2 separate regions of the Homo sapiens genome follow, and region 2 is linked to region 1. Evidence: read pairs that join two places in POLR2A ChIA-PET (ENCODE). Cell type or tissue: PC-3. All regions are shown on one strand. Links, peaks and the distances in the headings refer to the core of each region. The heading gives the core; the rest is flanking DNA.

Region 1 (5,381 bases), core at 265-5,264:
CCCGAAAAAGCATGTGCTATTCAAGCTCTCCATTTCTTCCCAGGAGCTTTTTGGTGTTTTAGCTCCACTTCTTATTGACCTTGAAATGTATGCCCAGAACCACACGGCTTTTGCTTAACTCCAGGGAACCCTACAATATGATTTGTATCCCTTAGGATTAATGAGGATTTGAACACTGCTATGGTTTGAATGTCAGTCCCCAAAACTTCATGTGGAAAGTTAATCCCTCTGTCCTCATGAATGGATTAATGTAGCTATCGCTGGAGTGGGTTCATTATCAAGGGAGTGGCTCTGTTATAAAAGTGAGCTTCCTCTGGCTCTCTTTTCCTGTGCTCTCTCTGTCTCTTGCACTGACTTCCACTTTCTGCCTTTCTACCATGGGATGACCATCACTAGATGTTGGTGCCATGCTCTTGGACTTCCCAACTTCCAGAATAGCAAGGCAAATAAACTCCTTTTCTTTTTAAATTGCCTAGTCTGTTGTATTCTGTCACAGCAACAGAAAATGGACCAACACAAGTACTTTGTATAGCCCTGTACAAGCATGTAATGTCATCCTCATAACCATCCTGCAGTGTAGATGTTGTTACCCTTAGCTCGTAGATAAGGAAATGGAGGCAGACAGCTGGACTAACTTGCTCAAGGACAAGAATGTACAGCTAGTAAGTAGCAAGGTAGCTTTGGTCCCAGGTCTGTGTGATTGCAAGTTCATGCCATCCATCACACTCTATCCTGGAACATTTAGCTTTTTAAAATCTGACTTCAGCCCTTCACCCACATGCCTTATCTCATTATAGAATTCCATGCTTAAGGCTCTCCAACCACTTACATGCAAAGTGGAACGAACAGCTTTAACCAACCAATCACAGATGCAGTCACGGAGTGAGGTGTCCCAGAGCTACCACACCAGCTCTGTGTACTTGGGAAGTAATTGACCTCTCTAGGAAGTCATGAGCCCCAGTTTTGTCTATTTGCCGAAACAACTGGTTGGACTGAGTGATTTTCAGGGTGGTCCCTTTTAGCCCTAAAATTCTGAATTCTTGGGTAAAGCCAAGCAGCTTGATTTATTGGTCCTTTGTAGTGTGTTCTAGAACACAGCTGTCTTAAATGTAGCTATCCACAGAAAATGGCTGTTCTGTATGTTTTCATAAGGCCATCAGTCGCTGTAGAAAATGTTGAACATTTGAGGTGTAAGAAGGATAGACATTTGGTGCTTTTCATGCCACATTTCTCAACACCTGTACATCTTGTGTTTGCATAAATTATAACATGGTAATTGCATAGCCATTGTGGGCAGCCTATACCTCAAAGGTGAGTGGGAGAGGAGTGGGAAGCAGGAGGGCTGCCCCAGGGCTCACTGCCAAGAGAATCTGGCTGGTCCGTTCTGAAGTGGTGAATCACTTCCTGTGGAGCACGTGTCCTGGCCCAGGTGGCAGGAGAAACAGTCCTGGTTCCAGACCTGCCCCTGGCTCACTCTGGGATGGGAACAAGCTCAGTAGTGATAGAACATTCACCACAGCTCCACTTCTTGAGTGCTTTCCATGCAATCTCACTAATTCTCCAAGCATTGCTGGGAGACAGGTGCAGTTTCCCCTATGTTAGAGATGAGAAAACAGAAACTCGGAAAGTGTAAGCAGTTAGACAAAGCCACAGAGTCTGGATTGGAACCGAGGGCTTATTTATTCAGAGCCAGTGCTTTCGAACACCAAACTATATTCAGGTTCCCTTAACCTTTCCATCTGTGAAGTGAGGGACTTGAACCAGTGCTTTCCAGCATATGACATGCATACTTCTGGGGGTACTTGAGACTATTTTAGGTGGTGTCCAGATATTCACTTTTAATTTTAATGACTATGTTTTTCATTTTAAAGGGTGTTAAGAAAAACGTAACTCAAACTCACACATTTAGGATGCATACAAATATAAAGGGGAATTGATTTAGGCTCTATTTATAGAAAAGTCAGTCCAGATGATAAGGCAAACATGGTGAGGGTGAGGACCTTCACAAATGCCTAAAGTTTGGGGATTACTGAGTCAGATAATATGCTCCAATGTTTTCTGGTTCCTGCAGGACACAGCAGGACCATGGCCTCCCTGAGCCTCCAGCACAGTGTCCTAGCTCTAGGGCATTTGGGACACAAACAGGGAGAGAAACAAACTGTCTTCAGGAGAGTTAATTGGTCAAGGCTCAATTTATCCTCTTTCTAATATCTCCCCCTTCCTTTTACATCTCCTAAGCATTCAAGGCTTTGATGTCAACATATTCCTTGAGTGAGTAGTTTGGCATAAATTGCAAAGTGGTTGGATGCAGATGTATTTAGTTAGGCCAGCACAGTGATCTCTTTGTTTTTAATTTGTGAATTTGAATGTCTTTAGGTTGGGCATGCACTCTAGTTTGCACAGACTTCCCCTCTCCTGATAATATTACCTACGATAACTACCAGAAGGCATATGAGTTTGTGACTCTTGGCTTAAGACCTTATTTCCCCAAGGTCAAAATCCTTAAAGGCCTGAAGAAGTAGTCCTTCAGGGCATTGAGCTCCTAGGGAGCCATCAGCACTGTGGGATTTCTAACACACCTAGAGTCTCTAATTCATGTGGAGTTTCTGTGCCAGCCCTGCAGATGAGAGGAAGTCAGGACAGGAGCCTTGCCTAGAGATTGCCATCTGCACAGCCTTTTAAGATTCTTTGATAGGCCAGGCACAGTGGCTCACACCTGTGATCCCAGCACTTTGGGAGGCTGAGGTGGGTGGATCACCTGAGTTCAGGAGTTCGAGACCAGCCTGGCCAACCTGGTGAAACCCTGTCCTTATTAAAATACAAAAATTAGCTGGACGTGGTGGCACGCACATAATCCCAGCTACTTGGGAGGGTGAGGCAGAAGAATCGCTTGAACCCAGGAGGCGGAGGTTGCAGTGAGCCGAGATCGCACCACTGCACTCCAGCCTGGGAGACAGAGCGAGACTCTGTCAAAAAAAAAAAAAAAAAAGAAAAGAAAAAAAAAAAGATTGGTAGCGCAGTGGCTGCTTTGCAATTTTCAGACTGGGAGTATAGTGACACCTGGTGTCTGGTGTCATTCTTCAAACCCAGCAAGTCCCAGTCTGAGCTCATCATTTCCATCCCCAAACTAGCTTCTCCTCCTCCCTCTCACTCCCCTGTCTGAATGAAGGCAGCCACCAGGCTGGAAACCTCACACTCATCATGATTTCTTCTGTCTCTTTTCCCATACCTCATCCCTCGCCAAGGACTCTCAGTTCGATTAGTGTTGATTTTATGTATTTCACCCCTTTATAGCTCGTAAGTTCACCTTTCCCAGTGCAACAATTTTCTAAGAGCTCTTACCTACACATCGCTACCAGGTTAATATTCTTAAAGAACAGTTCTGACTGCACCACTTCTTTGCCAGAAGTCAACAGCTCGGCACGGCCTTCTGGATAAAGTCCAACACCTCAGCTTGCCCGTGACTTGGACCTGGGCTACCCACTTTCCACTATCCCTGTGCTCTCCAATCATGCTCCAGGCTTTCTTGAAACTCAGGTTACAGCTTCCATCTGCATGGACCATTCTTTCAAGAGTTTTGGTTATGAAGAGAAGTGGAACGAAAGAGCCCATAAGAGAAGTGGAGAGGAAGAACAAATGGTAGAGGAGATAATCCAGAGAGGGATTTTTATTTCCATAGACAGATGTGATTTGAGCATGATTAGAGGCAGAGATTAAAGGGCCCACTGACGAGAGGTGAAAGATAAATACTGGCACCTACTGAACACCTTCTATGGGCCAGAGATTCAACTCTGTTTTACAGGAATAGCTCATTTGATCCTCTCAACAACCTTACAAAGTAGATGCCATTTTACAGATAGGGAAACCAAGGCCCAGAGAGAAAATTTATTCATGTAATAGCTAGAGAGAAGTAGAACTAAGATGGGAACCCAAGCCATTCCACTTCGAACCTGCTCTCTTCACCATTTCATATAAGAAAGAGGGAATGACAAGCAGAGCAAAGTCCCTTACAAGGGGGGAGGAGGAGTAATTCCAAGCATGGGTGGGATGGTCATCCACCCACCTCACACAGGAAGAGGAACACCTCTTCCCTGAGCCAGGGGAGAAGTAGGGTGGGATGTAGATGATGCAGTTTGACTCACAGATGTATGAAAGCTGTTGAAAATGTTCTTGCTAACGGTTTTCTGTTGATAATTAGAAAGAAGTGGTGGGGTAGAGCTTGAGGAGAGTGAGGGAGTTCTAAAATAGTTGCTCTGGGGGAATGAAAGAGAAATTGTAAGGACCTGGAGTCGGCATGCCCTGTGCTGAAAGCTTGCTCAGCTGAAGTTACAGACCATGGATTTGTACAGGACTCAGGCACAGAGTTGTGTGAGTTCTTATCTTCCTTCTGCTACTAGTTCTAGGTGTCACTCACACACTGTCTCCTTTGTGAAACCTTCCGTGATCTCTTAAGCTGGCTGTGGACTTCCTTTAAGTTCCCACAGCAGCCAGGTGTGGTAGTGCATGCCTGTTGTCCTAGCCACTCAGGAGGCTGAGGCAGGAGGACTGCTTGAGCCCAGGAGTTTGAATCTAGTCTGAGCAACATAGCAAGACCCCACTTTCTAAAAAAATAAATTTCCACATCATTTTGACCCTTTTGCATGATCCTTGTATTAATATATCTTGTATTATAGTTAGATGTGTATACTTCTGTCTTACTACATTAAAGGCTCTCTGACGGCAAGGATGATGTCATACTTATTTTCTTTCTTTCTGCTCTAGTACATTATATTGTATTATAGTTGCTCATTAAATGTATAGTCATTTATTGGTTAACTGTTCCCCTCCAGATGGAGCTATTTCTTTTATTTTTCCTCTTTTATTATTTTTTCATCTCTTACTATCTATCTGTGCCCCAGAATCTCTCTTTTTGCTTTTTTAATTTTTCTTCCTCACTGAAACTCTCAGGTGACTAATGGTGGCTGTGGGCACTGCCTTGCTGATCTGGGTTCTCTTGAGGCTAACTGTGCAGAACACTTCTAGAATAAATGAAGATCATGTAACAAATAGAGATGGTAGTGCTGTCTGAAGAGTCTCTGGAGTATGTCACTGTGCTTCTTACCAACATAGGGATGCCTTGACTAAAGTGGGCCTGAAATGGCTGAAAAGAAAAACCCTTAGTTTCTACAGACAGAAATGGTATGTAATTTAACAGTGTTACACAGGGACCTACACGGGGGCTCCATAGCACCCACATTTCTACACAGTTCATTTTTTTCTGGATTTTTCTTTCTTTAGTTGCTACCCTCAAAGTGCCACAGCATGAACAGAAGACTTGTCTCACAGAAGTCAACAGTCATTGAGGAGATGCATGTAGACATGGAGCAGAACCCCTGTGTGGT
Region 2 (5,381 bases), core at 94-5,093, 210 kb before region 1:
TTTTCTACACTGAGCAATTCTCCAATTCTCTGGACACCAACTGGATGTCCTACAATTTGACTCAATTCTTTTTTAAATTTTAATTGTAAAATATTTTTTATTGAGACAGGGTCTTGCTCTGTTGCCCAGGCTGGAGTGCAGTGGTGTGATCGTAGCTCACTGCAGCCTCCATCTTCCAGGCTTAAGCAATCCCCCGATCCTCAGTCTCCTAAGTAGCTGGGACTACAGGTGCACCTCACCACACCTGGCAAAGTTGCTCAGGCTGGTCTTGAACTCCTAAGTTCAAATGATTCTCCTTCCTTGGCCTTCCGAAGTGCTGGGATTACAGGTGTGAGCCATTATATCTGGCCAATTTAAGTCATTTCTGACACTACCTGGAGCTAGCACAGGCTCCCACAGGTTAAGGGCTGAGTATCCAAAGACTGCCCCTGACTTCAGTCACCAGTTGCAAGTCCCAGGTTGTGACCTGTAACTTCTGACTAAGTGGCTATAAGTTGAGGGTTCCCACAATTCCCTCTTGAGGTTTGATAATTTTCTAGAATGGCTCACAGAACTCAGGAAAACACTCTATTTACTATTACTGGTTTTATTATAAAGGATATGTGGGGCAAGCTAAATGGGAGAGACGCATAGGGTAAGGTATAGGGGAAGAGTGCAGAGCTTTCATGCCCTCTCCAGGTGCACCACCCTCCTAGTACCTCCTTGTGTTTGCTAACCTGGAAGCTCTCCAAATTCCATTGTTAGGGGTTTTTATGGAGCTTCATTAGGTAGGTGTGATTGATTAAACCATTGGCCATTGGTGATTGCACTTAAACTCCAGCCCCCTCTCCCCTACTTGGAGGTTGAGGGATGGGACTGAAAATCCCAACCCACTAATTATGTGGTTGGTTTCTCTGGCAATCAGCCTCCATCATCCAAGAGTCACCTCATTAGCATAAACTCAGGTCCAGCTGGAAGGGGCTTATTACGGATAACAAAAGATGCTCTTCTTACCCCCTATCACTCAGGAAATTCCAAGGGTTTTAGGAGCTCTGTGACAGGAACCAGAATAAAAACCAAATATATTATTTCTTATTATATCGCAAATTCACAGGCATATTCTTGAGGGAACATAGAAGTAACCAGTAACGCTGCTAGTGGCAATCATGGGAGGCTTTATGCAGTAGTACTCGATGAAGGAATAAAGAGGATTAGATTATGCTACAGGAAGTGACAGTGGGGTTAGGGGGGACATCTCATTGTGGAAGCCCTCATGAATCAATAGAATTTTAGGAAAGAAAAGACTGGAACAAAAAAAATTTTTTGAGTGCCCCCACCCACCAGACAAAAAATTTTTAAAAATGAATTAATGATCTTCACAGCTGCTGAAGTAAAGGTGGGGATGGATCTCATTTCCATGGTAGATTGATTGATTATGAAAGGAAGAGATGATGGTCCCTATTTTATCAAGAAGTGGTTTGTGTTCAAAAAGGAGTTAGTAGAAAGAGGGGATTAAAAATCGGAGAAAGCTTAAATATTTGAAAATCTTGAGGATCAATCAGTTAAGATCTGTATCTTTCTCTGTGTGATGCTTTAGGAACAGCCAGCGAAGAAGTAGTGGGAATATTAGGAACTATTCAAGTTAAAAAAACATGTTAAAAGGCTTAACTTGAAGAAAAGCATCAAGGAGAAAAGCTGGAAGGAATGAGGAAGTGTAGGAAAGTATCTTAACAAGTCAGAATATCTTTGACACCAACAAGGAAATATGGAGGAAACTGGCTGTGAAATTTATAAAAACCAAGAACTATTTCTTGTAGACAAAATTTGGCATGAACAGTGAAATATTAAAGCCCAGAGAACAACAGTGATTTGAAAGACTGAAATTTGTCCCTGAATCAAATGTTGGGAATTGAGATGTTTCATCATTTGTGTTATTCAAAAGAATTTTTTGATTGGCCCCATTTTTTTTTTTTTTTTTTGAGATGGAGTCTCAGTCTGTTCCCCAGGCTGGAGTGCAGTGGTGCGATCTTGGCTCACTGCAACCTCTGCCTCCCAGGTTCAAGCGATTCTCCTGCCTCAGCCTCCCGAGTAGCTGGGATTACAGGCACCTGCCACTATGCCCAGCTAATTTTTTGTATTTTTAGTAGAGACAGGGTTTCACCATGTTGGTCAGGCTGGTCTCGAACTCCTGACCTTGTGATCTGCCCACCTCAGCCTCCCAAAATGCTGGGATTACAGGTGTGAGCCACTGCGCCTGGCCTGTTTTCAGTCTTTTTACTGCAAGGCTATGATCTTCTCTGGTCCGGGAGTCTGCCAGAGGAGCAGGAACTTCCCAGTTGAACCTTATTAGTAACCACCTGGAAGATATTTATTGAACAAGTGTCACATCTGTAGTCTTGTGTATCTAGAAACCTTAAGCATGCATTATTATGTTTTAATTGGAAAATGCATAGGCTTTAAAAAAAAAGATTGTGAGCTCTATCTGAACTTTTGTTAAGTACCACAAAATTAAGTTTGTCAGACAAATAGACATTTGAATCAGAGATTTCCAAAGTATTTTAAATTTAGGAACCTAAACTCTTTTAGAACAGATCACATTACCGAGTAAAGTGATTAATGTGGTTTCAGATGTTCAGCGTAGAACTGAATGTTTGTGCCTTATTGGTATGGGCCAAATGAAAAAAAAAAAATAAAACACACAAGTTTGCCAAATATTGGTATGCCTTAAACATTTCCTGAAGGCATTTGGTGATGAAATATAAATATATCTAATGTATAAAGTAAGAGAGTTTTGTCAAAGGTAATATGCAGCAAAGCTGACTAGTTTGAAGAGGTTTGGGTTACTGAATAGACGTCACACAGGAAAAAAAAATAAACTAAATGGACTTATAAGGGTTAATTTTTCTGACCTTATCGATATTTTGTGGATAGTAAAGAAGTCATCTAGCTATTTTTGGCATAGGATTCAAGGAGCTGGCCCACTCTGGGTGGTCTATAAATAGTAACTCTAGGTAGCAGGGACTGGCTAAACAGGACAAATGTGAATTGGTTAAAAAGAAAATCCTCTTCTTATTACTCATTGGGGTTAATTCTATGATTATTAGTCATATTTTATTGTTGAGAACCTGAAATTTAACCCAGGTTTTTTTTCTTTTTTTTAAATTATCACTACAGACTCTGCCTTTTCTACTATGCTGTAAAGTGTTACTTTATTTTATTTTTTCTACCTTAAGGTTAAGGAACCTTAACCTTTTGTTTTTGGCAATATGGTAGGCTAAAGGTACAGGAAACTCATTGCAGTTTAGCACACTAAAAAATGATGGATTGAAAAAATAAATCAAAACTCTTATTTCCTGGCTCCACTGGAGACAAAGTAAGGGCTTCTCAGAGGCCAGAAATAATAAAAGATAAGATGAGTCTATAATGATAAGCTAGCATTGGAAGTGGTGCTTGTTCTGGATATAGTTCCTGATCCTTGCGGCGTAGTGTCTGGGGATGGGAAAGAAAGCTGTGGACCCAAGTGAGGTGGGAAGTCACAACTGAGGCCTCCCTTTTCCTCTACCCAAATAAAGCCAGAACTTCCAAAGAATGACACTCTTGGTTGCCAAAAGAGGGGAACAAAAGTTGCCCTACCACTCAGGGAGACTGTTATTAAGTACCTATCTTGGTTTTGGCTTTAGTTAGAGTGGAAACAAATGAAAAGTCTTTCCTGATAATTCTTTACTCAAAGCCCCTACCTAATCAGGTTAGAGCCTAAATTTATACTACTAGTGTGATCCCCCCAAAATCAAGACAAAAATGCAGTTTAGGTGGGCTTATGTTGGTGGTGCCTGTAGGCACCTGAGGGAATTGAATGCAAATTCTTCTCAGAAGAGACACTTTATAAAAGAAAGTGTCCATCCTAGAAAAACTGGAGACCCATCTCATATGCAGAGACACACACAGGCTCAAAATAAAGGGATGGAGGAAGATCTACCAAGCAAATGGAAAACAAAAGGCAGGGGTTGCAATCCTAGTCTCTGATAAAACAGACTTTAAACCAGCAGAGATCAAAAGAGACAAAGAAGGCCATTACATAATGGTAAGGGGATCAATTCAACAAGAAGAGCTAACTATCGTAAATATATATGCATCCAATGCGGGAGCACCCAGATTCATAAAGCAAGTCCTTAGAGACCTACAAAGAGACTTAGACTCCCACACAATCATAATGGGAGACTTTTTTTTTTTTTTTTTTTTTTTTTGGTGAGACGGAGTCTAGCTTTGTTGCCCAGGCTGGAGTGCAGTGGCGCGATCTCAGCTCACTGCAAGCTCCGCCTCCCGGGTTCATGCATAATGGGAGACTTTAACACCCCACTGTCAACATTAGACAGATCAACGAGACAGAAAGTTAACAGGGATATCCAGGAATTGAACTCAGCTCTGCACCAAGCAGACCTAATATACATCTACAGAACTCTCCACCCCAAATCAACAGAATATACATTCTTCTCAGCACCACATCGCACTTATTCCAAAATTGACCACATAGTTGGAAGTAAAGTAGACCAATATCCCTGATGAACATCGATGAAAAAATCCTCAATAAAATACTGGCAAACTGAATCTAGCAACATATCAAAAAGCTTATCCACCATGATCAAGTGGGCTTCATCCCTGGGATGCAAGGCTGGTTCAACATACACAAATCAATAAATGTAATCCAGCATATAAACAGAACCAAAGACAAAAACCACATAATTATCTCAATAGATGCAGAAAAGGCCTTTGACAAAATTCAACAGCCCTTCATGCTAAAAACTCTCAATAAACTAGGTATTGATGGAACATATCTCAAAATAAAAGAGCTATTTATGACAAACCCACAGCCAATATCATACTGAATGGGCAAAAACTGGAAGCATTCCCTTTGAAAACTGGCACAAGACAGGGATGCCCTCTCTCACCACTCCTATTCAACATAGTGTTGGAAGTTCTGGCCAGGGCAATCAGGCAGGAGAAAGAAATAAAGGGTATTCAATTAGGAAAAGAGGAAGTCAAATTGTTTGCAGATGACATGATTGTATATTTAGAAAACCCCATTATCTTAGCCCAAAATCTCCTTAAGCTGATAAGCAACTTCAGCAAAGTCTCAGGATACAAAATCAATGTGCAAAAATCACAAGCATTCTTATACACCAATAGCAGACAAACAGAGAGCCAAATCATGAGTGAACTCCCATTCACAATTGCTTCAAAGAGAATAAAATACTTAGGAATCCAACTTAAAGGGATGTGAAGGACCTCTTCAAGGACAACTACAAACCACTGCTCAATGAAATAAAAGAGGACACAAACAAATGGAAGAACATTCCATGCTCATGGATAGGAAGAATCAATATCGTGGAAATGGCCATACTGCC

The links. ChIA-PET counts read pairs that join two places held together with the same protein. Peaks named below come from ENCODE experiments on the same cell type or tissue, not always from the same donor. Only the 100,000 strongest peaks of a DNase experiment are listed, where the experiment ranks them.
Region 2: POLR2A ChIA-PET joins it to region 1 with 7 read pairs; 2 of 35 experiments call an interaction of 5 or more read pairs at or near these places.

Annotation. Positions count from the first base shown.
Region 1 is chr1:162,034,066-162,039,446 of GRCh38, forward strand. No RefSeq gene overlaps it. Among named protein-coding and RNA genes, the nearest start is that of OLFML2B, 13 kb to the left of the region's middle. In PC-3, for the core only: CTCF peaks have their summits at 3,071 (motif pointing left) and 4,833 (motif pointing right); DNase peaks (open chromatin) are centred at 1,406 and 3,096.
Region 2 is chr1:161,824,992-161,830,372 of GRCh38, forward strand. The region is part of intron 9 of ATF6 (activating transcription factor 6); the gene reads left to right. Among named protein-coding and RNA genes, the nearest start is that of ATF6, 61 kb to the left of the region's middle. In PC-3, for the core only: no CTCF peak of the experiment used is centred there; a DNase peak (open chromatin) is centred at 2,990; H3K27ac peaks cover 1,272 bases.